Linked DNA regions of Homo sapiens: region 1 is linked to region 2. A link is an interaction called in ENCODE POLR2A ChIA-PET data of the cell type or tissue named here. Cell type or tissue: GM12878. All regions are shown on one strand. Links, peaks and the distances in the headings refer to the core of each region. The heading gives the core; the rest is flanking DNA. Region 1 has its middle 31 kb from the start of ACTN1-DT. Region 2 overlaps DCAF5 (DDB1 and CUL4 associated factor 5).

Region 1 (16,633 bases), core at 4,074-12,073, 56 kb before region 2:
AGTGGCTCATGCCTGTAATCCCAGCACTTTGGGAGGCTGAGGTGGGTGGATCGCCTGAGGTCAGGAGTTCGAGACCAGACTGGCCAACATAGTGAAACCCCCGTCTCTACTAAAAATACAAAAATTAGCAGGGTATGGTGGCACACACCTGTAATCCCAGATACTTGGGAGGCTGGGACAGGAGAATCATTTGAACCCAGGAGGCGGAGGTTGCAGTGAGCCGAGACTGAGTTATTGCATTCCAGCCTGGGCAACAAGAGCGAGACTTTGTCTCAAAAAAATAAATAAATAAAATTAAAAACAGCTTCCAAAACACAAAGATGGCGATGTCTCAGGCTAGGGGGAAAAAACACAGGCAGAGCTCTCTATCTCCTAGAACACCTTCCCCTGATCAACCTCTTTCCTTCCACCCTCAGGGAGGTCAAGCCCACCTAGTGACTGACACAGTCCCTGACCACCTGATCTGCAGCTCTAAAACCTCCTCCTGAGGCCATCGGGGCCACACCCTGTCTTCTCCTCCCTCCTCCTTCATGGCCAACCAGCTTGACGGTTCCGTTTCTTTGATACTTTCTAGCAAAATCCTCCAACTAATTTGCCTGTCTTGCATCTCCATCTCCTTCCATCCCATTCTCTCCTGCACTCTCATCAGGCCTAAGTCCCCATCCCCGCTTTGCAGCTGCTGCGGTCAAAGCTGCCATGAACTTCAACTTGCCCATCTGGATGGTCTGGGGTGGTCCTCGTCTTTTGGGCAAGTCTGCAGCTTTTGGCAGAGGTCAGCGTCCCCTCTTTTTTGCCTCTGCACGAACTGTCATCAGGACACCGTTTGCCTGGTCCCACTCGCTGGCTCCTTTTCAGTCTCCTGAGCTGGTTCAACCTCCTCTTCCTGACCTCCACAAGTCGGAGGCCAAGGCTCATTCCTCACTCCTCCTGCTCTCCCATCTGTTTCTCCAGGGGACCCCGCCTCTCCCCAGTGGTCAGTTCCATCTGGAAGTGAATGAAAGGTAGGTTTCTAACCCCTAGGTGTCACCTCCTCTCCCTGACCTGCAGTGGCTTCCTGTTGGGTCTCTCAGCTCCCCCACCTGACCTCCCATCATCTGTTCTCCACATAGCATCCAGCCACCCTCCTAAACCTAAGTCATGCCACTCCTTTGCCCAAAACCTCCATGGCCTCCCATCAGACGGAGAGAAACAGGTGGACCCCACTCGTCCCAGTGACTCGGCCCTGCCTGCCCCTCACTCTGTTCACCACGGCACTCTGTTGTCCCTCCACTCAACCCCTTTGGCCTCCTTGCCACACCTCGTGTGTGTCAAGGTCCTTCTGGCCTCAGAACCTCTGTACTTGCTGTTCTTTCTGCCTGAAACACCCTTCCCCGCAGATCCGCAGGTTTCCCCATCTTACACCATTCAGGCTTCTCTCTACTCATTGCTGTCTTCTCAGGGGACTGCGCGGAACCTTCCACACTAGTCACTCCCTCTCCGAAACTTGCTGCATGCTTCTTCCTCACACTCATGGCCCAACTTGATTACATCAGATATTGGATTGTTTCTTGTCCTGCCTGCTGCCTGTTTCATATGTAAGCTCCATGAGAGCAGGGCCTTGTCTGCTTCATGCACAGCTGAGCTGCAGAGCCCAGCACAGTGCCTGCTACATAGCAAGTGTTGAATGAATAAATGAATGAACGAGTAAACAGATACATGTTGCTTGTGACACTCCGGACACATGCTGTGAGGAAGGCACCTGGGCTCAGGCTGATCTGCCTAAGGGGCTGCAGTGCCCCTCGGAGCTGCTTCCAGGGAAGCTCCTATTCCCCTGGGCCATGGCTGCTGTCCTTGTGTCTGGCTCTCAGAGATCCCCAGGCCAGCCCTGTGTGCTATTTGGATCCCGATCTCCTTCATTCCTATACCTGGGTCTCCAGAGGCCTAGGCACAGGCAAGGCTTCTTCCACCCCCAGCCCCCAGGTCAGTCTATGAACTGCGAGCACGAGGGGGACTCAACAGTCACCCACACCCTTTCCCACTTTGGTCCAGTCTCCCTGGAGGATGCTGTGAGTTCCAGCATGGTCCTTTGAGCAAGCTGAGACATCAGAGAAGCCACTGCCACAGACTGAATTATGTCTTCCATAGTTCCTACCTCGAAGCCTTAACGCTCCATGTGGCTGTATTTGGAGACAGGTCCTTCAAGGAGGCAATTACGGCTAAATGAAGTTATAAGGATGGGGCTCTGAGCCAATAGGATTAGTAAGAGGCACAAGAGAGAGTGAGCATGCTCTGTCTCTGTCTCCCTCCCTCCCCTTCCTTTCCCTCCTCCCTCTTCCCCCAGCTCTCCCTGCCCTCTCCCCATCTTCTCCTCCCTCACCACCCTCTCCCTCACAGAAGAGCTCATGTGAGCATACAGCAAGACGACAGCCACTACGAGCCAAGAGGAGAGGTCTCAGAGTGAAAGCTGCCTTGCTGGCATCCTAAACTTCCAGCCTCCAGAACTATGAGAAATCGATTTCTGGTGTTCAAGTCATCCAGTCTCTGGTATCTTGTTGTGGAAACCCGAGCAGTCTAACACACCAACCTCCAACACACCCAGCTCTAGAGGCTCCTGCTGCCACAGGGTGAGCTGGTTAACACTGGGAGGGGATTGGGGGAAGATGATAGACCGATAGATAATAGATTGATAGATATAGATAGATACTGCTCCTGTCCTTTCCATTCGCCCCCTTGAAATTCTACCCTCAGAAATTCACCTTTAAGGAATGAGAGGAATGTAGCTGCCTCTTCCAAGAGACCTCCCAGCCTCACCTTCCCTAGCCCAGATTGGTCTCTCCCTCAGCTGAGATTCATCTTCATCCTCCCGGCCCTCAGCCCTTGCCTCCTCCAGCTCCTGGCCATCCTCTCATCCCAAGGGTACGTCCTTCGGCAGCTGGGCTCATTTATTCCTCACACTGGTTTCTTCTAAGTAGGGAAGTTTCTAAACCTTTCTGTGAAAAAAGAAAGAAATCCTGCAGGGAAAGGGGTTCAAACAGGTTGTACAACCCATCCCCAGAGTCTGATTCACTTGGTGTGGGCGTGTGCCTGAACTCTGTATATTAAGCAAACACCCTGGTCTTACACCGAAGACCCTCTGCTGACCTTATGAAAGAGACTGTGTAAGAAATGCAGATGCCTGGGCCTCACCCCAGAGATCCTGATTCCACTGCCTCTTCCTTGCCTTGTGGCTTCACCCACTTCCAAACCCCCTGATTCTGGTGTGCTGCCAGGGATGAGAGCCACGGACTTACCGGGTGCTCAGGGAATAAGCATTGACCTGAATGAAGCTGCTGGGTTGACACAGGCATCCTTCCGGGAGGGGTGAGTCATTCAGCCATGCTGCCAGCTGTGAACAATTCAGTCTGGGGAAATACAAAGAGACGTGGTCCCTCTCAGAGTTTCCATTCCCACATGGAAAGCTGGTGCTGGGAAGTGGCTGGGCAGCCAGGCTGGGCGCTGGGAGGAGTGCAGGGTGAGGATGAGAGAAGGGCTGTACCCACACTATGCTAGGCCGACTCCAGGCACTGGCTGTGTCCAGCTGGTTCAATCTTTCCAGCAAACCTGCGAGGAGGGATGTCATAGGTGAGGAAACCAGGTCTGCAGAGTTGAGGTGTCTGGTCTTGAACCCACGTGTGTCCTAACCATGACATGGTCCTCCTCCAGGAACTGTGCGGGGGCAGAAAGAGGGCTCAGGGATCCAGCCTCAGGCATTGGCCTCAAGGGATACGGTGGCAGGGGTGTCTTAGAAGCCTGCTGACCAAGGGTTAGGATCTCTCCATCAATTGGTGGCTGAGGGTGAATCCCACCACCTCCGCCCTCCACCCATCCTCTGTGTCTCATTCCACCTACTCTGGCCTTATCACCCCTGCCAGACTGTGAGATCCAGTGGAGGGGCCAGGCCAGGCCCCTTATCCACATTTATTGCTCACCCCCACCTCCCCAGTTCGGGGCAGGCCCTCAGCAAATCAAGTGCTAGGGCTGTGAGTAGCGGGAGAGTTCTGAGGGGACCCAGGGACTGCAAAGTTAGAGGCAGCCCGGGGTTGGAGAGGCAGCATAGAAAAGCCAGTGGTCCAGAACACAACCTGCCCAGCCTCGCTGAGTGGCCCTGGGCTGGCCACTTCACCTGCCTGTGCCTCAGTGTTCTCATCTGTAAATGGAGAGATTCATTGCACCTCACTCATAGCATTGCTGTGAGAAACAAATGAGGTAAAGTACGCAAGGCGCCTGCTACGTCACAATAAGTACATTATTGAAATACTGTTTGAACCCTGGCTATCATTATTGTCACCATTATGTTGTTACTATTATTGGTGCCTATTTCCCAGTTTGGCTCTGGGCAAGCAGTTACAGGCACCAGTTACGGACCTTGGACTTTGAGGTGGGCTCCTGTCCTGGACTTTTCTGGTCTTCTTTCCAGTCGTGGGGATGGTCAGGCCAGGTGACATTTACAGTCAAGGACCTTGGTGGATGTGGGATTTGGAACCCACTAAGCCAGTGGCGCTCAGCCTTGGATGCCTGTTAAAATCACCTAGGGAACTTCAGAAAATCCTGATTTCCCATTAAATAAAAATCTCTGGGGGTAGGACTCAAGCATCAGGATTTTGTAAAGCTTCCCAGGAGAGTCCAGCAAGCAGTCAAAGTTGGGAACCAGGGCTCCAAGAGAATTTCTCATTCACAGGAAAGAAAATCCTTTGGCAGCAGGAGACTGGGCTTGGGAGTTAGAGGAGTTTAGCCCTTGACCTATCAGCTACAGGACCTTGGGTAAGTTACTTACGATCACTCAGACTCAATTTCCTCATTTACAAAGTGGGGGATGGTACCCACCTAGCAGTTAATGAATAGCATTAAACTAAAGAGGGTGTCCGACACAATAGGCATTTAATATATATTATTATTATAGTCCTTAATGGGTTATCCTTCTAATATGTCCAAGGAGATATTACAACACACACACACACACACACACACACACACAAATCAGTGTTCAAATTCTGTTTCCAGGCCAGGCGCGGTGCCTCACACCTATAATTCCAGCACTTTGGGAGGCGGCCAAAGCGGGCGGATCACCTGAAGTCAGGAGTTCGAGACCAGCCTGGCCAACATAGTGAAACCCTGTCTCTACTAAAAATACAAAAATTAGCCAGATGTGGTTACAGGTGCCTGTAATCCCAGCTACTCTAGAGGCTAAGGCAGGAGAATCACTTGAACCTAGGAGGCAGAGGTTGCAGTGAGCCAAGATTGAGCCACTGCACTCCAGCCTGGGTATCGGAGCAAGACTTCATCTCAAAAAAATAAAAATAAAACCACAGTGCTGTGGCTGTTCTGGTGGAAGGGCTGACCTGGTACTTTGGGAAGTGGCAAGAGGCCACACCCACAGAACCTGCCTGCCATCCTGGGCCAGGACTACTGTCTGAGGTGAGGGTGGGAGCTGAATTGCAGGGAAACTATCATTCAAGCTTTTGCCTTAACAGACAAATTATGGTGATGGCTACCTTTCCTGAGTTGCCACCATATAGCAAGCATATTACATATTCTCTTGTTAAATTCTCCCAACATCCCTAAGATTTAGGTATTAATGCCCCTAGAGGGAGTATCTTTGTTCATTATTCAAAAATATTTATTGAGGGGCCAGGTGCAGCGGCTCACATCTGTAATCCCAGCACTTTGGAGGCCAAGGCAAGAGGATCAGTTGAGCCCAGCAGTTCGAGACCAGCTTGGGCAACATAGTGAGACACTGTCTATATATATATATATATATATATATATATATATATATATATATATCCCTTGCCATGTGCTTGGTCCTTTTTAGAAGCTGGGAATTCAGCAAAGTCAACAAAGCCCCTGCCTCATGGGGTTTATGGTCTAGTGGAGAGGACTATATTCCTTGAATAATCACAGGTCAATGCAGCAGAAGGTTTTTGGCAACATGCCAGATTGCACTGTTTCAGACAGCCCCTCTCTCATTACTATAAAAATGCTGTATAAAATACAAGAAAAACACTTGAACATACAAAGCTGAGCTCAAGAGAAAGGAAAACCCCAGATTCCAGAAATAGTTCCAAGAACTCAAAGCCAGAAAATGGAGTGAGAGCTAAGCCTCCGGTTTGTGAGGTTTTGACTAGATATAGGCCCTAAGGCCTAGAGCCCAGAGTTCTAAAGCCCCTTCAAAAACAGGAGGCAGCCCCAGGCTGTTTGAGGCAGGAGAGTTGGAACTGATCCAGCTGAATACAGCTTGGAGCCTTGAGGAGTATCCCAGTCACAGAAAAGAAAGGCTGGAAAAACTACCAACTGGGCCTGCAGAAGGAGCAACAGTTTTCTCACTGTAGAAGTCTTGGGTGGGAGAAAAGTTCACGTGAAAGATGGAAAGGCCAGGCCTCCCTCACTTGGAGGAGAGAGATGGACTGCTCCCGCCTCATCCCCTGCTTTGGCATGCCACTGGTCCCAGGATTCCTATGCCAAAAAGTTAATCTAAAAGTTAGTCCAGAGGCCGGGTGCGGTGGCTTACGCCTGTAATCCCAGCACTTCGGGTAGCTGAGGCAGGCGGATCATTTAAGGCCAGAAGTTCGAGATCAGTCTGGCCAACATGGTGAAACCCCTTTTCTACTAAAAGTACAAAAATTAGCCAAAGGTAGTGGTGTGCCCCTGTAATCCCAGTTACTCGGGAGGCTGAGGCAAGGAGAATCAACCTCACCCAGGAGGTGGAGGTTGCAGTGAGCCAAGACCATGCCACTGCACTCTGGCCTGGATGACCGGAGACTCTGTCTCAAAAAAAAAAAAAAAAAAAAAAAAAAAAAAGTTAGTCCAGAACCTAGGGCCCTGACAGAAGCAAAACCCAAGGTACTCTGTACATTTTCACAACCCAGCCTCACAGGCATTCCACAGCAAAAACAACCTTCCACTGGAAATGAGTTTCCCAATTGAAAATTACAAATCACACAGGGAAACAAACCACCATAAGAGATAATCAGTAAATACAAAACCAAAGCCAAACCAAACCAAACCAATCAGAATTCATCCCCTAAGAAGCAGGAGTAGTAGAGAAACCTGAAGTTATAAAATAAATAGGTTAAATAATTCTAGAGAATTTTTAAATAGAAAAGAAATAATAATAAGAAACAAGATAATATTAAAAAATGTTGGGAAACAAATCAAACAAAGTTCTAGAAATGAAAAATACAGCTTTAAAAATTATTTAGGGCTGGGTGCAGTAGCTCATGACTGTAATTTTACCCAGCACTTTGGGAGGCCAAGGTGGGCAGATCACTTGAGGTCAGGAATTTGAAACCAGCCTGGCCAACATGGTGAAACCCCTCTCTACTAAAAAAATACAAAAAAATTAGCCAGGCATGGTAATCCCAGCTACTCTGGAGGCTGAGGCAGGAGAATTGCTTGAACCCGGGAGGCGGAGGTTGCGGTGAGCCAAGATTGCCCCATTGTACTCCAGCCCAGGCGACAAGAGCAAGACTCCGTCTCAAAAAAAAAAAAAAAAAAGGATTATTTATTAAAATTAATGGATTAAACAGCAGAACAAGATGGAGCTAAAGACACGCTTAGCAAACTGGGTGATGCCTCTGAAAAAAATCACCCTCTCAGCAGCACAGCAAGAACAGTATGGAAGCAATTGTGGCTAAGAGACATAGAGGGAAAAATGAGATCAAAGAAGAAATGAGGAAGGAGCAATATTTAAAGAGAAAATGGCTGAGAATTGATCAAAACTAAAGAAACACCTAAATCTTCAGTTTAAATAAGCATCTGAAGACTTAAGAATACATAACACAAATTCACACCTTAGGAATGTTAAAAGGTAAACTGAAGCACATTAAAATGTTAAAGAGTTTATTTGAGCAAATAGCAACTCATGAATTGGGCATCTCTAAAACAGAGGGTTTTATAGGGTGATTTTAAAATAGACTTTTTTTGTTTGTTTGTTTGTTTGAGATGAAGTCTCCCTCTGTTGCCCAGGCTGCAGTGCAGTGGAACAATCTCAGCTCACTGCAACCTCCACCTCCCAAGTTCAAGTGATTCTCATGCCTCAGCCTCCCAAGTAGCTGGGATTGCAGGCGCCAGCCACCACACCTGGCCAATTTTTGTATTTTTGGTAGAGACAGGGTTTCAGCATGTTAACCAAGCTGGTTTCAAACTCCTGACCTCAGGTGATCTGCCTGCCTCAGCCTCCCAAAGTGCTGGGATTACAGGCATGAGTCACTGCACCCAGCCCTAAAACAGAGACTTCAAAGCAGGCTTGGGGCTCTGCCAATGGGGTACAAGGGGAAGGCTTTTATAGGGTGAATGCAGAAGAGAGCAAAAAAATTATTTGACTGGTTAATGTTTGAGCAATTGCCTTATTCAGACTATCCTATGGGAATTTCGAGATGATATAATATACACCCAGTTGGCCACCTGTGATTGGCTGAACTTAAGTTTCATTTTCTTGTTCTTTTCTTTTTTTTTGTTTTGTTTTGTTTGGTTTTTGAGACAGGATCTCACTCTGTTACCCAGGCTAGAGTGCAGTGGCACGATCACAGCTCACTGCAACCTTCGCCTCTTGGGCTCAAGTGATCCTCCCACCTCAGCCTTCTGAGTAGCTGGGACTACAGGTGCACACCACCATGCCTGGGTAATTTTTTTTATTTTTTGTAGAGCCAGGGTTTTGCCATGTTACCCAGGCTGATCTTGAACTCCTGGGCTCAACCATCTGCCTGCCTCAGACTCCCAAAGTGCTGGAATTATAGGTGTGAGCCACCACACCTGGACGGTTTTATTTTATTTTTAATTTTTTTTATCTTTTTAAACATTTTCATTATTTTATTTTTTGAGTAAGGGTCTCACTCTGTTACCCAGGCTGGAGTGCAGTGGTGAGATCGTGGCTTACTGTAGCCTTGACTTCCTGGACTCCAGCGACCCTCCTGCCTCAGCCCCCCAAATGGCTGGAACCACAGGCATGCACCACCATGCCCAGCTAATTTTTGTATTTTTGGTAGAGGTGGGGTTCTACCATGTTGCCCAGGCTGGTCTCAAACTCCTGAGCTCAAGTGATCCACCCACCTCAGCCTCCCAAGGTGTAGGTGTGAGCCACTGCACTGGGCCAATTTTCTCTTTAATTTTGAATTAGGATTCAGTTTACTTACATAAGAACCTAGGACTTTAAAACCACCTCAGTCTAATGACCTTCTACTTAATTATTTTAATGGAAGCTCAGTGGAAAATCGGGAGAACAACAAAGATAAACAGATAAATAGTACAAAGTGCCATAGTTCTATGAAGAAGGGAACACAGCCCCCAGAATAGCATGTAAGTAAGGACGGGGGAGCAGATGAGGTGCCCATCTTCCCCAGAAGCCAGGGAAGGTGTGATGGTTAGTTCTACCTGTCACCTTGGCTAGACTGTGGTACCTAGTGGTTTGGTCAAATACTAGCCTAGTGGTTCGGTCAAATACTAGCCTAGATGGTGCTATGAAGGTATTCTTTATATGCGGTTAAATTTTTTTTTTTTTTTTTGAGGAGTCTAGCTCTGTCACCCAGGCTGGAGTGCAGTGGTAGAATCTCTTCTCACTATAACCTCCGCCTCCCAGGTTCAGGTGATCCTCCTGCCTCAGCCTCCCGAGTAGCTGGGACTACAGGCATGTGCCACCATGCCCAGCTAATTTTTGTATTTTCAGTAGAGACAGAGTTTTACCATGTTGGCCAGGCTGGTCTTGAACTCGTGACCTCAAGTGATCTGCCTGCCTCAGCCTCCCAAAGTGCTGGGATTACAGGTGTGAGCCATCGTGCCTGGGCTATATGTGGTTAACTTTTACAGTCAGTAGGCTTTCAGTAAAGCAGATTACCCTCCATGATGTGGGTGGGCCTCATTCAATCAGTTGAAGGGCTTAAGAACACAGGCTGAGGTTTCAGAAGAAATTCTGCCTCAAGATTGCAACATCAAACCCTTGCCTGGGTTTCCAGCCTGCTGCCCTGTGGATTTTGAGCTCAAGATTGCAACTTCACTCTTAGCTGAATTTCCAGTCTGCCGACCTGCCCAATAGATTTGGGACTTGCCAGCCCCCACAATCACATGAGCCAATTCCTTAAAATCAAAATCTCAATCTCTCTCTCTTCATATATATATTTAGGCAACCAGGCTGATGAGGCTGTGAGTGAGGCCTGAAGGCTGAGGAGGTGTTAAGTATACACAGAGGAAGGGAAGGGGGAAAGCTCTGTAGAGAGAAGTAATGGCTCATGTCCAGGCAATGAGTCTGGAGGTAGAGCATGCAGAGCCTTGAAAGAATTGGAGGCTTTTCCCCAGGAGCAAGTGGAAGCCTGGTGGGGTTTTAAGTGGGGTATGTCCACAGTGCCAGCCGTGCCAGGGCTCGGGTTCTAACCCATGTCTCCTTGGCCCCAAGTCCATGCCCTGTCCCAGCACCACCCACCTCCCTCCTAAACCAGTGGAATATTTGCTGTTATTTGTTGGTCCAGCTTATATTCTGCCCTTCCTTTGAAAGCAGGGCCCAGCTTTGATTTTTAGGGGGAATCCTTCTCTCCTTGTGCACAGTCTTGCTGGGGCTGTCATTCCAGCTTCCTCCCCTGGGACTCTGAGTTCTGAGCAGAAAGACCCAAAGATGGAATAAGCAAGTGTGGGGGGCAGCAGCTGCTATGAGAGTGGTGTGAAGCTCCTAGTTGACAGGTTTGTCTCCATTACATGCATACATACATACACACACACACACACACACACACACACACACACACACACACACATATATATGTATTTTTTTTTTGAGATGGAGTCTCACTCACTCTGTTGCCCAGGCTGGAGTGCAGTGGCATGATCTTAGCTCACCGTATCCTCCACCTCCTGGGTTCAAGCGATTCTCCTGCCTCAGCCTCCCAAGTAGCTGGAATCACAGGCACCTGCCACCATGCCCAGCTAATTTTTGTATTTTTAATAGAGACGGGGTTCCATCATGTTGGCCAGGCTGGTCTTGAACTCCTGACCTCAAGTCATCCACCTGCCTCACCCTCCCAAACTGCTGGGGTTACAGGCATGAGCCACCATGCTCGGCCTCCATTATATATTAAAATAAACCTCTAACCATGACCCCCCCTAGAGTGATTTCGTGTTCAGTAACATTTGGAATGGCTAAGTGAGATGAAGGCAGGTCCTTATGCAGGAGTCTCGGGCTCCCAAATAACACTCTGGTCGGAGCTGGCGATGGTCCTGCATGCTGCAGGATGTATCCCGCTCTCTTTAATGTGAAGCCTCTTTAGCCTTATTAGTTCCTATGTATATTTTCCACTATGAGGCCCAAAACAAGACTGTGGGGGGCCTGCATGCAGGACTAGGTCTGGGTTCTCTGTGTGCCCCTTGACCAGCACTAACCAACCTGGCCCCTCGACAGCCTAGCACTGGGGCCAGATTATCGAGAGGACATCTCCTGGGAAAACAGGCCCGAGCTCCTTGGGGGCAGGCAGGGCTCTGGATTTTATTATCTTCTTATCTTCAGTATTGTGCCTGGCACTAAGGGGCCCAGTTCACATAATGCAAAAGAGGGAGGGACAGAGAAAGGAGCTTCCTCATCTTCTGCCTCTGAGAAGAGTGAATACACAGGAGCCCTCTTGAGCAAGGCTGGCATGCAGCCACAGTGTGTGGGTATGCAATATGGATTGTTTACATATGCAAGTGCTTCCTTCCTGGTTGGTCAGTAGCCACCGTCCTGAGGCCCCACAAGTGTCCCCAGTGCACTGGCTGCTGTGATGCCTCCTCAGGAACCACCCTCCGCCCCGCCTCCAGGACCCTGCCCCCATTCCTCAAGCTGAAGTTAGTTCTGTTCAGTCAGTGCCCTTGCAGGCCAGGTGCTCTGTGGAATATCACCCCTGCTCATGGGTCTCCTGTGCCTGGGAGGCCAGCCGTTTCTGGCTGAGCAGTTGGTCATGGAGATGGGCGCAAGAACCACTCAGCTGAGACCACTGAGGCAGACCTGTACAAGAAGAACCAATGAAATTGGGTGGCACTTGGCACGCCTTCCTGGGTTCTCACACCTGGGCAGCAGGTGGCACAGTGCTTTTGGGAGGTGCCGTACTTCCTTGCTATGTTGGAAAAGGCTTTGACCTTAGAATTAGAAGGCCTGGGTCCTCCTCTCACTCCGAATGTCGTAGCTGTGGGGCCTTGAGGAACTTTCCTGGCTTCTCTGAGCTCCTATAAAAATACCCCTTGCACAAGGTTGCCGGGGGAAGAACATATTGAACACTTTGGATCTCAGTCCCTCGCCTCAAGGTCCTGTGCTAAATCCAGACCTGTAAATATAGCAGTGAAGGATCTGCCCCCGCCTGCTGCTCCCAGAAGTACTCCTAGTCCCTGGTGATGGTTACCAGGCTGCCGGGCCGTAACCAGGTACTCCCTGGGCCACTGACAGAGCCTTCTCTCCTCTGAGGGCCTGTGGGCAATGAGCAGAAAAGGGGGTGGGGGCCTCTGCCCCACACGCCTTTCCTCTGCCCTGCCTGGTTCCTGGTGAATGTGGCTCATTGCCGGGAATTGTGGGTCACCCAGACGAGGACTCATCATTGTGTAGTCAGCCTAGACTTCCTCCAGCCCCATCCCACACTACACTCACACACCACACACTCAGGCACACACACTTGCACATTCCCAGACACTCACATACATGCTCACCACTCACACCTCCACACCCACACTCACCCCCATACCCACACTCACCCCCACACAGACATGCTCACACACATTCCTACACAAGAACATGGAAAAACCCTAAGTGCAGTACATGAAAGCATTTTAGGTTGTTCACACATTTTAAACATTTACGGTTACAATTTATTCTAATACGCAGTGGAGAAAAATGACAAACCTATCAAACTAGGAATTTCACAGCAGTGATTATTTAGGACAGGGCTAAAATAGATAGGACAAGACGTAAGTGAAAAGGATACGCTTTACACTTTGGGAGGCCGAGGCAGGTGGATCACCTGAGGTCAGGAGTTCGAGACCAGCCTGACCAACATGGTGAAACCCCATCTCTACTAAAAATACAAAAACTAGCTGGGTGTGGTGGCGTGTGCCTGTAATCTCAGCTACTTGGGAGGCTGAGGCAGGAGAACTGCTTGAACCCAGGAGGCAGAGGTTACAGTGAGCCGAGATCATACCATTGCACTCCAGCCTGGGCAACAAAAGTGAAACTCTGTCTCAAAAATAAATAAATAGGCTGGGCACAGTGGCTCATGCCTGTAATCCCAGCACTTTGGGAGGCTGAGGCAGGTGGATCATGAGGTCAAGAGATCGAGACCATCCTGGTCAGCATGGTGAAACCCCCTCTCTACTAAAAATACAAAAATTAGCTGGGCGTGGTTGCGTGCGCCTGTAGTCCCAGATGCTTGGGAGGCTGAGGCAGGAGAATCACTTGAACCTGGGAGGTGGAGGTTGCAGTGAGCCAAGATTGTGCCACTGCACTCCAGCCTGGGTGACACAGCGAGACTCCATCTCAAAAAAAAAATAATAAATAATAAATATATATAAAAAAAGGAGATGCTTTAAAGGGAAATGTTGAATAAATCGTGGCAAAAGTTGTGAAAATGCTACCCAATGACCCTCAGCTTTCAGAAGCCCATGGTGATGGGAGTGCAGGGCTGGGGGCTCTGCATGGAGCATCAGGGACAAGTATTAGCACCCGGAGGTGCAGGAGGGGCTGCCAGCCCAGAGGGAGATTCTGGGAGCAGAGGGAAATTTTCTTTTGTGCTTATTTAGCTTTCTGTCCCTACCTTAACAGTCTTTGCTTACTCCAAGTTTGTGAAGATAGTCTCTAATGTTTTCTTTTAGAGGCTTTAGAGTTTTAGCTTTCATGTGTAGGTGTATAAAAAAATTGAATTAATTGTTGTGTATGGTATGAGATGAAAGTCAAGATTCATTTCTTCTATATGAATAACTACTTGTTCCAGCACAATGTATTGATGTAACGGCCCTTTACCCATTGAATTGCCTTGATATCCTCATCAAAATCAGTGGATTGTATTTTGTGTGCTGTTTTTGAACTCTCCTGTCCCATTGATGTCATTGTTTATCCTTTCCCAGTACCACACTGTCTTCATTATCATAGTTTTATTGTCTTCAAATCAGGTAGTGTAAGTCCTGACATTTTTTCTTCTTTTCCAAGATTATTTTGGCTACCCTAGATCCTTTTTTTTGTTTTTTTGTTTTTTTTGTTTTTGAGACAGGGTCTAACTCTGTTGCCCAGGCTGGAGTGGAATGGAGTGCGATCACGGCTCACTGCAGCCTCAACCTCCCAGCCTCAAACTATCTTCCCTTCTCAGCCTACCAAGTAGCTAAGTAAGTAGCTCAGACCACAGGCACATGCCATCATGCTTGGCTTTTTTTTTTTTTTTTTTTTTTTTTCTGTATTTTTGTATAGAGACAGGGTTTTGCCATGTTGCCCAGGCTGGGCTTGAACTCCTGGGCTTAAGTGATCCACTCACTTTGGCCTCACAAAGCATTGGGATTACAAACGTGAGCCACCATACCCGGCCCCTTTGCATTCCTTTATGCATTTTAGAATTAGCTTGTTTTGGCCAGGCACGGTGGCTCACACCTGTAATCCCAGCACTTCGGGAGGCCGAGACGGGCAGATCACCTGAGGTTGGGCGTTTGAGACCAGCCTGACCAACATGGAGAAATCCCGTCTCTACTAAAAATACAAAATTAGCTGGACGTGGTGGCTCATGCCTGTAATCCCAGCTACTCGGGACGCTGAGGCAGGAGAATCGCTTGAACCTGGGAGGCGGAGGTTTCTGTGAGCTGAGATCACGCCATTGCTCTGCAGCCTGGGCAACAAGAGCGAAACTCCGTCTCAAATAAAAATAATAATAATAATAAATAAATAAATAAATATAATAAATAAATAAATAGAATTAGCTTGTTTTGATGGGATTTTGATTAGGGATTGCATTGAATTTAAGGAACATTGATATATTTATAATATTGATTCTTTCAATCTATTGAAAATCACATGAAGTGCCTAGAAATGATTTAAATGAAAGACGAGCAAGACCTGTATACACATTGCCGAGAGAAATTAAAGACCTAAGTAAATGGAAGGATGATACAGCATGTTCATAGAATGCAAGAATCAATAATGCCCACTTTGGGCCTAATCCTCCCCTGCCTCTCCACCCCACCCCCCCAACCCTCCCCTGCCTCTCCACCCCAACCCCTAACCCTCCCCTGCCTCTCTACCCCACCCCCGCAAACCTCCCCTGCCTCTCCACCCCACCCCCACAACCCTCCCCTGCCTCTCCACCCCACCCCCAACCCTCCCCTGCCTCTCCACCCCACCCCCGCTAACCCTCCCCTGCCTCTCCACCCCATCCCCCTAACCCTCCCCTGCCTCTCCACCCCACCCCACCCACCGCCCACAGCATTGACCTTACAACTGAAAAGTCAGGCAGTCTCAGACATACAGCATTTTTTATCCGTAAAATGGAATTTGGCACATTTGCCTTGACTAGTTCATATATTCATTTAAATAAGTTGGTTACTAGGCAGGCCTCTGTTATGAATACATGCCCTTCTTTTGAGAAGCTCAGAGAAAAGTATAAAGTTCATTCTACAAAGGCAGTTTGGGCTAGATGTGGTGAGGACATAGAAGTCACCGGGAAATGAAATATGTGAAATCATTTTGAAGAATAAATGGAGTTGCTAGAACTTATTAAGCACTTAGAATATTCTAGGTACCATGCCAACTGCTTTACATACATTATTTTATCTAATTCTCACAGTAACTGTATAGGCAGTGATTCTTGAAGTATAGATTGCTGACCCCGACGGTCCCCAAGATCCTTTCAGGGGATCCACAAGGCCAAAACTAGTTTCATTATAATACTGAGATTTATTTACCTTTTTCACTGTACTGACATTTGCACTGATGGTGCAAGAGCAATGGTAGGTGTTATGGTTTGAACATGTCCTCCAAAACTCATGTTGAAATTTAATTGCAATTGTGACAGTATTAAGAGTTGGGATCCTTAAGAGGTTATGGCGAGGGTGGGCTAGTTATGGTGGGAGCAGGCTCCTCATAAAGGCATGAGTCCAGCGCCCTTCCTTTCTCTGTCTCATGTGCTTTCTTGCCCTTCCACCTTCTGCCATGGGATGACACAGCAAGAAGGTCCTCAGCAGATTCAGGACTCTCAATCTTGACTTCCCAGCCTCCCTTTTAAGAAATGAATTTCTTTTCTTTATACATTACTCAGTCTCAAGTATTGTTTGATAGCAACAAAAAATGGACTAAGCCAGTGGGTAGGACTGCTGGTGACTGAGCAGAAATCAAGGCAGTGGCACCAAACTGTACTAATGATCGCTGCATTCTTCACCACACTTGCAGGAAAAATATTCATTTCACTAAAAATGTTATTAGGAAAGCAGTAAAAATTATTAATCTTATTAAATCTCCACCTGAGTCCATGTCTTTTTACCATTCTGTGCAAAAAAGTGAGAAATACACAGAAAGCACTTCTAGCAAATTCTAAAGTACAATAGTTGTCTTAAGAGAAAGTACTTGTGAGCTGGGTGCGGTGGCTCATGCCTGAAACCCCAGCACTTTGGGAGGCTGAGTTGGGCAGATCGCTTGAGTCCA
Region 2 (8,000 bases), core at 1-8,000:
ATTCTGATAGACCTTTAGTATGTTTAAATATGAGGTCCTACATAAATTGTTCTAGTTTCTTCTAATTATAAATTGTGAGAATTTCTCTAAAAGGACAGAAGGGGAAGGTGCCTCACCTTGATAATCTTTTCTACACCAGAAGAGCAGATCATGTAGGTGTGGGGATTAAATCGGACTTGGTTAACAATAGATCGATGCCCTTTCAGCACCATGAAGGCTCCGTTGACCACCCTACCAATGCCACCTGGGAAAACAGAAGGAAACAAAAATCAGATGATGAAATGAATGAAAGTAAATAGGTTCCAGTAATGGCAGATAAACAGCTCTGAATGGGAGCAAAGATTTTTGGATTATACCACCAGCAGAATGCTTAATCTTACAGATAAGTTGCTATGGAAAGAGAGAAGATGAAACAGCTCTCAGCATATGTGCTCTTATGAAGAGCCTTTATTTAGCCTTTAAGCATTGCCCACACTCACCCACTGCAATTCCATTGTCAATGAAACCAAAGCCACTTAAAACATTTCTCAAATTTTTGATCCCCAAGATAGAATCCAAGTGTTACCTTAGAAAAGGCCAACCATGAGCAAAATGAGACTGAACTGCTTGGGAATAGTTAGGCAGCTGGACCAAGGACACGCAGAACCAGAAGCATATAATGACTTAAATGTACAAAAAACATCTCTAATCCATTTGCCCTCAGTTTCTATGATGAAGACAGCAAACAAAACAAAACAAAAAACCCCATAAAAACCAAAACCACTGGGGGAAATAATAGAGAGAATACTTTTCCCCCCGATAGCAGGGAGAACTAAGGATATAGAAAGAAAGAAAAATTTGGATCACTTTCATAATAAGCAGGGTCCAAGTATTGAAAATCAGAATTAGAGAGTGGGCCTTAAAGATACCATGTATAGATTAAAGTCAAGAGGACATCGATAGAAAGCTGTATTTTAAGGATCATCCTATAGGCTTCCTTCTTCAGTGAATGAGAAAAGTGCCAGAGGCCTGGAACTTGTAACATAGATAAACATGTTATCATTTATGAACTTGGGATAAATTCAAAGTTTCCACTGCACTGGTAATGGTATCACATCCATCCAGAACACATGCACATAAATTCTGATCAAGTTCCTTCTGAGCAATCAGACAACTCAGGACACACAGAGAAACATGTGCATTTGGCTAACTGGCAAAATGTGTTGCATCCAGACACAAACAAATGAGTGTTCATTTATCTACTCAAGGGATCCCCTCTTAGTCCCTACCAGGAGCATGGCGCCACTAGGCCACAAAGTATCATTAGACAGTCTCTGCTCCAAGTGCCTCCTTCCACTCCCAACTCCACCTTGTTCAAACACTCATTCCAAATATTTCTCAATGTCTGTGTTTGGAGGGAAAATGACTACAACAATGTCCCTTCCCCAGAAATAATATGGCTCTAGGGGTATCTTCTGCTTTTGGCCCCCTAACACAACTCTTCTTTTGTCTCATGGAAGAGATACCTCCTTATTGCCACGTACATATCTTTTTTATGACAGCAAAAGGTTCCAGACTGCACCCATCTACTCACTCAGCCAGCTTTAGGTGCTCAATCTATTTGATGGGTGACAAAATTTTTCTCCATATTTGACAATAATATTTGAATTGTCCAGAATGGAAAATATATTTATCGTATTCATATCTCAGCCCAACATCAAGTTTGCTAATAAACCATAAAAAAAGAGAGGGACTAGGACACAGGATTAGTGGATTTTTCATGGAGAAAGAGGACAAGGAAAAGTTAGGCACTGATGTAGACTGCCATGGTGGGAACCCCTAGCACTGGCTTCCTAAGGTGGTATGAAAGGGAAGCTGGGCCAGTCAAAATGAAAATAAACTAGAGAGAATTAGGGAAGAGGGATAAATAGGAATCTAAAGAACCCAAAAATAGTTGTCTTGACAGAGAGATCCTACCATCCCCAAAAAGTTCCTTTGGGTCTATTTCTTCTAGATAAGGTTCATTATGACAAGTAGCATTTCTGCTCATGGGTGTCCTCTGAATTTTACTTTTTTAACATCCTACTTCTACCTCTACTCCCACTGGGGTGGTTAAGCAAAGAAACTTTGATTTAAATCTAGTAACAGTCTCTTGTTTAATCCTACTGCCTCAAAAAGAGGGGGGATGTGGGGGGATTTAAGTGACTTATCCCAAGTCATAAAGCTAGAAAATGGCAGAGCCAAGATTTGAACCAGAGTCTGGCTACAATGCCTAATATGCTTTCCACCATATCAGCTGCCTTTGGAAGATGGAAGAGTTTGAATAGGAATGGAGTTAGAAGCTTACATTCAAAAGATTTAGATTTCTAAATCTTTCAGGCAGTTATTAGATAGGTGGTTTTCTTCTGAAGTTCTAAATTAAAAGGAGGGGCACTGTATTCAATGGTATCCTGAGCACAAGCTCTACAGCATTACCATAAGCCATTTCATCACACCACTGACACTGAGTACATGATGAGAATAGAACTGGATCTGTCTTACCTACTCTTGCATACCTAGAACCTGGGGTGCAATGTCCAAAGTCCACCAGGTGCATAAATACTTGCTGAATGCATAGTGTTTGAAAAGAAAGCAATTTTAGAATAAGTATGTCAAAAGAAGACAGCTGGAAGGTCTCATATAAAGAATCAGCTATCATAGAACTAAAGTGCATCAACCAAACCAATCTTTCTGACTTGGAACACAATTAAAGTAACTATCAGATCTAAAGACTAATTGAAGGCTATCAATGCCTGAAAATTCAGACCATGGAAAAACTGTTTCTCTTGCACTTTCATGCAATATGACCTCTTTTTTTTTTTTTTTTTTTGAGACGGAGTCTTGCTCTGTTGCCCAGGCTGGAGTGCAGTGGCTCGATCTCGGCTCACTGCAACCTCCACCTCCCAGGTTCAAGCAATTCTCTGCCTCAGCCTCCTGAGTAGCTGGGATTACAGGCATCCACCACCATGCCCAGCTAATTTTTGTATTTTCAGTAGAGACGGGGTTTCACCATCTTAGCCAGGCTGGCCTTGAACTCCTGACCTCATGATCCACCCGCCTCGGCCTCCCAAAGTGCTGGGATTACAGGCGTGAGCCACCACACCCAGCCCTGATTTTTCTTCTTGGTAGCAATTTTAACACAAGGTCTTTTTTGCCCTTCTTTCCACCCATGCTGGTACCTAGGAAATCTGAAAAAGAAGAGGGAATCAATAAACCCAGAGACTGATGGTGAAAATAGGTACAGGCAGAATTATAGTGGCCATTTGTTTAAGGTAACCAAGACTGTGTACAATCATAGCAATAAATGGCTTCAGAGAGGTTTTTCATAGTTTCTTTCCTGGTTCCCAGGTTTGATATTATTGAATATAGCTGCTACTGAACAGTTTACGTACAATCATTTTTTGAGATTAGTCCTAGAAATTTGTATAAGCCAGATAGCTTCTCCTTTAATTTGAAATAGCTAAAGTCAAAATGCCAATATCAGAAAGAATCTAGGGTCTCCTTTCCTCTGTCATCTAATCAGACCATGCTGGTCAATAGTAGTATCAAATTGGAAGGAGACAGGAAGGGCATATTTTTATCCAAGAACTATATAACCCACATAATCTCCCTTCAGGGTCATCTCTTAAGACTGTGGGTAAGGGCCCAGGTAAGGATCAACTTCACCCCCTGGTTGCTGAACTAAGTCCTGACTGAATCGCTAATAATGGGTACCCATAAATAAAATACCACATACCCAGGAAAAAGGATCTCATTCCTGAGCTGCCATTTGTTTATAAAATTCTGTATAAACCAACAGTCATTTCTCTGGGCCATCTGCTTTGGTTGGCTTAGCCAAATGTGCTGACACTGTTTTTTTTTTTTTTTGAGATGGAGTCTTGCTCTGTTGCCCAGGCTAGAGTGTAGTGGCATGATCTCAGCTCCCTGCAACCTCCTCCTCCTGGGTTCAAGCAATTCTCCTGCCTCAGCCTTCCGACTAGCTGGGATTACAGGCGCACACCACCACGCCCAGCTAATTTTTTTGTATTTTTAGTAGAGATGGGGTTTCACCATGTTGGTTAGGCTGGTCTCCAACTCCTGACCTCATAATCTGCCCGCCTTGGCCTCCCAAAGTGCTGGGATTACAGGCATGAGCCACTGCACCTGGCCAGCTGACACTCCTTTTTAAGTTTAGTTCCTAAGTTGAGGCCAAAGTCCCCATATATTAATCTTTCTTTGATTTAGAAGAGATGGTAGGGGGGTAGGGAAGACTATAACCATATCTATTGCAAGATCTCAGAAAAGAAAATGAGAACAAGGTATCTCACAGAATTTCAGTATCAGTAATCCACTTACTACCGTAGGGGACCCCAGGATCCCAGGGGAAAACACCTTGCTCAAAATTCAGATAAAGATCTTTCTAAATGCCAAGGTCAAATGTCTCCCTAGAGAAGACTAAGGGAAATGTGTATGTCCTAATTTCCCTCCCTTCTCTACTTATGGCCCACTTTCATAACATTCAGCCAGGGGTTTATTGCCTCAGGCCTTTGAAGAGCCAGAATACTATTCCCATTTCTAGCCAATTTCAGTTGCTTTTGTTTAGTGTCAAGTTCATTTGCTTCATGAAGTCCTCCAAGAATGAGTACGTTTTTGACTCAAAAGCTGAAAGCAATGTGGTCAAGATTTCTTGATGTCTTGGTCTAATAGCAATTTATCAATCATGCTGGGACACTGTCCTCAATACCACTTCCCGTCTTCCTCTGTTCTACTTTTTCTATAGCACTTCTAACCTTTTAAACATACTACATAATTTACTATGTTTATTGTTCATTGTTTCCCCTGCTAGAACATAAGCTCCATGACAGCAGGGCTTCTGTCTCCACTGTATCCCAAGTCTCTAGAACTGTGCCTAGCACATAGTAAGGTTTTTAATAAATATATGATGAAATGAAAAGATGTGAGTGTATTAGATGGTGGAACACAAGCATGCAGGAAAAAAAAATCTTCACATATGGGCTCCATCACCCAATAAATGTTTCTTTTTTTCCATCTTCCTGCAGCCGATTTCGTATCTTTTTTTTTTTTTTTTTTTTTTTTGAGACAGGGTCTCACTCTGTTCCCCAGGTTGGAATGCAGTGGCATGATTTTAGCTCACTGCAACCCCCCGCTCCCAGGCTCAAGCAATCCTCCTACCTCAGCCTCCCTAGTAGCTGAGACTATAGGGACATGGCACCACACCTGGCTAATTTTTTGTACTTTTTGTAGAGATGGGGTTTTGCCATGTTGCCCAGGCTGGTCTCAAACTCTTGGGCTCAAACAATCCTCCTGCCTTGGCCCCCGGAAGTGCTGGGATTACAGGTGTGAGCCACCTAATCCAGCCCAGATATTCTTTTTTTTTTAAGATGGAGTCTCACCAGGCTGGAGTGCAGTGGCGTGATCTCGGCTCACTGCAACCTTCACCTCCCCAGTTCAAGCGATTCTCCTGCCTCAGCCTCCCGAGTAGCTGGGACTACTGGCACGCACCACCAAGCCCAGCTAATTTTTGTATTTTTAGTAGAGATGGGGTTTCGCCATGTTAGCCAGCATGGTCTCAATCTCTTGACCTCGTGATCTGCCCACCTTGGCCTCCCAAAGTGCTGGGATTACAGTCCTGAGCCACTGCACCTGGCCCAGATATTCTTTTACAGCATTTTTACTATAATGTAGTTAAGCAGGAGCAGAGAAATAAAGGGGCTGAAATCCTATCTATCCTTCAGGGTCCTTTGAAATGCTAACTGCAGGAAAACTTTACCAATCTTCCCAAATCTCTTCAAGACCTCCTTCATTATCTTTTTTATGGGCCTCAGAAGCCACTTTTACATCGAGTGCATATGTCTGTGTGTGTGCCCATGCACATCCTTTTTTCATCTCTGTTATATTGGAAGCTCTCTGAAGGCAAAAAATGTTCATTTTTCAGTGGCCCATAGAGCTTTACATGATGTCTTATCTAAGGATACTCAATAAGTGAACAAATTGAAGTTAAAGCCCTCATCATCCTCTCTGGAATAAAGCTTGAAGTTAAAGTTATCTGCTAAAATGAGGTTTGGTAAGTAGATTTAAGACAATCTATTTCATTCTTGACCCCACTGGTAGAATTAAGAGTTTACTGCAAGGGCCAGATGTGGTGGCTCATGCCTGTAATCCCAGCACTTTGGGAGGCCGAGGCAGGAGGATCACCTGAGGTCGGGAGTTCGAGACCAGCCTGACCAACATGGAGAAACCCTGTCTCTACTAAAAATACAAAATTAGCTGGGCATGCTGGCACATGCCCGTAATCCCAGCTACTCAGGAGGCTGAGGCAGGAAAATAGCTTGAACCTAGGAGACAGAAGTTGCGGTGAGCCGAGATCATGCCATTGCACTCCAGCCTGGACAATAAGAATGAAACTCCATCTCAAAAAAAAAAAAAAAAAAAGTTTACTGCAAGGCATAGACTATTTCTTTTCCTGGTACATCTAAAAAAGGTATCCAAGCCTCTTAGCATTTCAAAAAGGCCCAAGTGAACAGTTGCAGGGTCTTCCAGTGTCAAACCATAAAGAGGACCATCAAGGATACTGACAATACGGACAGAGCAGTGACTGCCTCCTGGAGACCACATAACTACTTAAGAAATGAGAAAAGCCAGATGGGGACAGCCAATGCTGTCAGTACAGCTCAAAGAGCTCCACAGGCATCAATGCTTAGTTGCACAAAAAAGTCAGTTATGCTGAGTTCTTCTTTCATCATATGTGCCTCACATGTGTTTATAACCAACTACTTGCAACCAATTAAAAACAGCTGTTTTTTCCAGTTACATGGGAGGAAAAAGCAGATACCTAGGCCTAAGTCACTGAGAGTGAATACATGTCTAGAAAAAGAAGACAGAGCACACAAACATATGCAGGCCCAAAAAAATGCATTTACAGCTGTTTCCAGCCTACTTCATCAGCCTACTGCCAGTGGGGGTGGTTACAGTGACTCGGCAGTAAAAATACATGTTTTTCCCTTCCATTCAGGGAAAAATTTGTCACATAAGAGAACCCTCCTGAACTACTGATGAGTCAAGGGCAGCCTTCATGCAAGAACAACTCAATCAGCCATTCCAGGTGGGTAGCAAGGAAGGACAATGTCTTGATCTCTAAGGAGTTATTAAAAGGTGAGTTTAAAAAGGGAGAAGGCCTTCTTTTTCTTCTTTTGTAGACACGGAGTCTCATTCTGTTGCTGAAGTGTGCAGCCTCAAATTCCTGGGCTCAAGCAATAGTCCTGCTCAGCCTCCTGAGCAACTGGGACTACAGGCATATGCCACCATGCCCAGTTTTCTTTCTGTTCTCTTTCTTTCTTTCGTTCTTTTCTTCTTTCTTTTTATTATTATTATTAGAGACACAGTCTTGCTGTGTTGCTCAGGCTGGTCTCAAACTCATGGGTTCAACTGATCTTCCCGCCTCAGCCTCCCAAAGTGCCAGGATTACAGGTACGAGCCATTGTGCCTAGCAGCAGTTAGTTTTAAAAAAAAAGTTTGTGAAGACAGGTTCCCACTATGTTGCTCAGGATGGTCTCAAACTCCTGAGGCATCAAGCGATCCTCCCACCTCAGCCTCCCAAAGTGCTGGGATTACAGGCATGTGCCACTGTGCCCAGCCGAGAAGGCTTTCTTAGTGAGGAATAACAGTCGTTGAGTAGCTACTAAGTACTCTCACAATAATCCTAAGAAAGTATTATTGTTGTTGGTGGTGGTATTATCCTTATTTCACAGGAGTTTGGTAAGATTAGGAAATTTTTCCAAAGCCCCCAGTTGGAAGATAAATGGATCAGGAATTTAAAGCCATTCCTAACAACTCTATCACATTATGCTTCTTTCCATAAATAAGAAGGTCTTAGAGTAAGAGGTAGCTCTGGAAAAGCAACTCAACCTGTGAAAACCCTAAAGCCCTTTCTAACAAGAATTCAGGGAAAGAGAAGGGAAAGGCAATATAAATATTTTCAAGAG

Evidence for each region. ChIA-PET counts read pairs that join two places held together with the same protein. Peaks named below come from ENCODE experiments on the same cell type or tissue, not always from the same donor. Only the 100,000 strongest peaks of a DNase experiment are listed, where the experiment ranks them.
Region 1: POLR2A ChIA-PET joins it to region 2 with 8 read pairs; 7 of 35 experiments call an interaction of 5 or more read pairs at or near these places.

What each region holds. Positions count from the first base shown.
Region 1 is chr14:69,002,536-69,019,168 of GRCh38, forward strand. No RefSeq gene overlaps it. Among named protein-coding and RNA genes, the nearest start is that of ACTN1-DT, 31 kb to the left of the region's middle. RefSeq lists enhancers at 2,334-3,533, 11,699-12,661. In GM12878, for the core only: no CTCF peak of the experiment used is centred there; no DNase peak of the experiment used is centred there; H3K27me3 peaks cover 177 bases.
Region 2 is chr14:69,062,268-69,070,267 of GRCh38, forward strand. DCAF5 (DDB1 and CUL4 associated factor 5) reads right to left here. Exons shown (of 9, transcript NM_003861.3): 8 at 117-244. Among named protein-coding and RNA genes, the nearest start is that of ACTN1-DT, 87 kb to the left of the region's middle. RefSeq lists enhancers at 4,353-4,402, 4,493-4,592. In GM12878, for the core only: no CTCF peak of the experiment used is centred there; a DNase peak (open chromatin) is centred at 4,654; H3K27ac peaks cover 754 bases.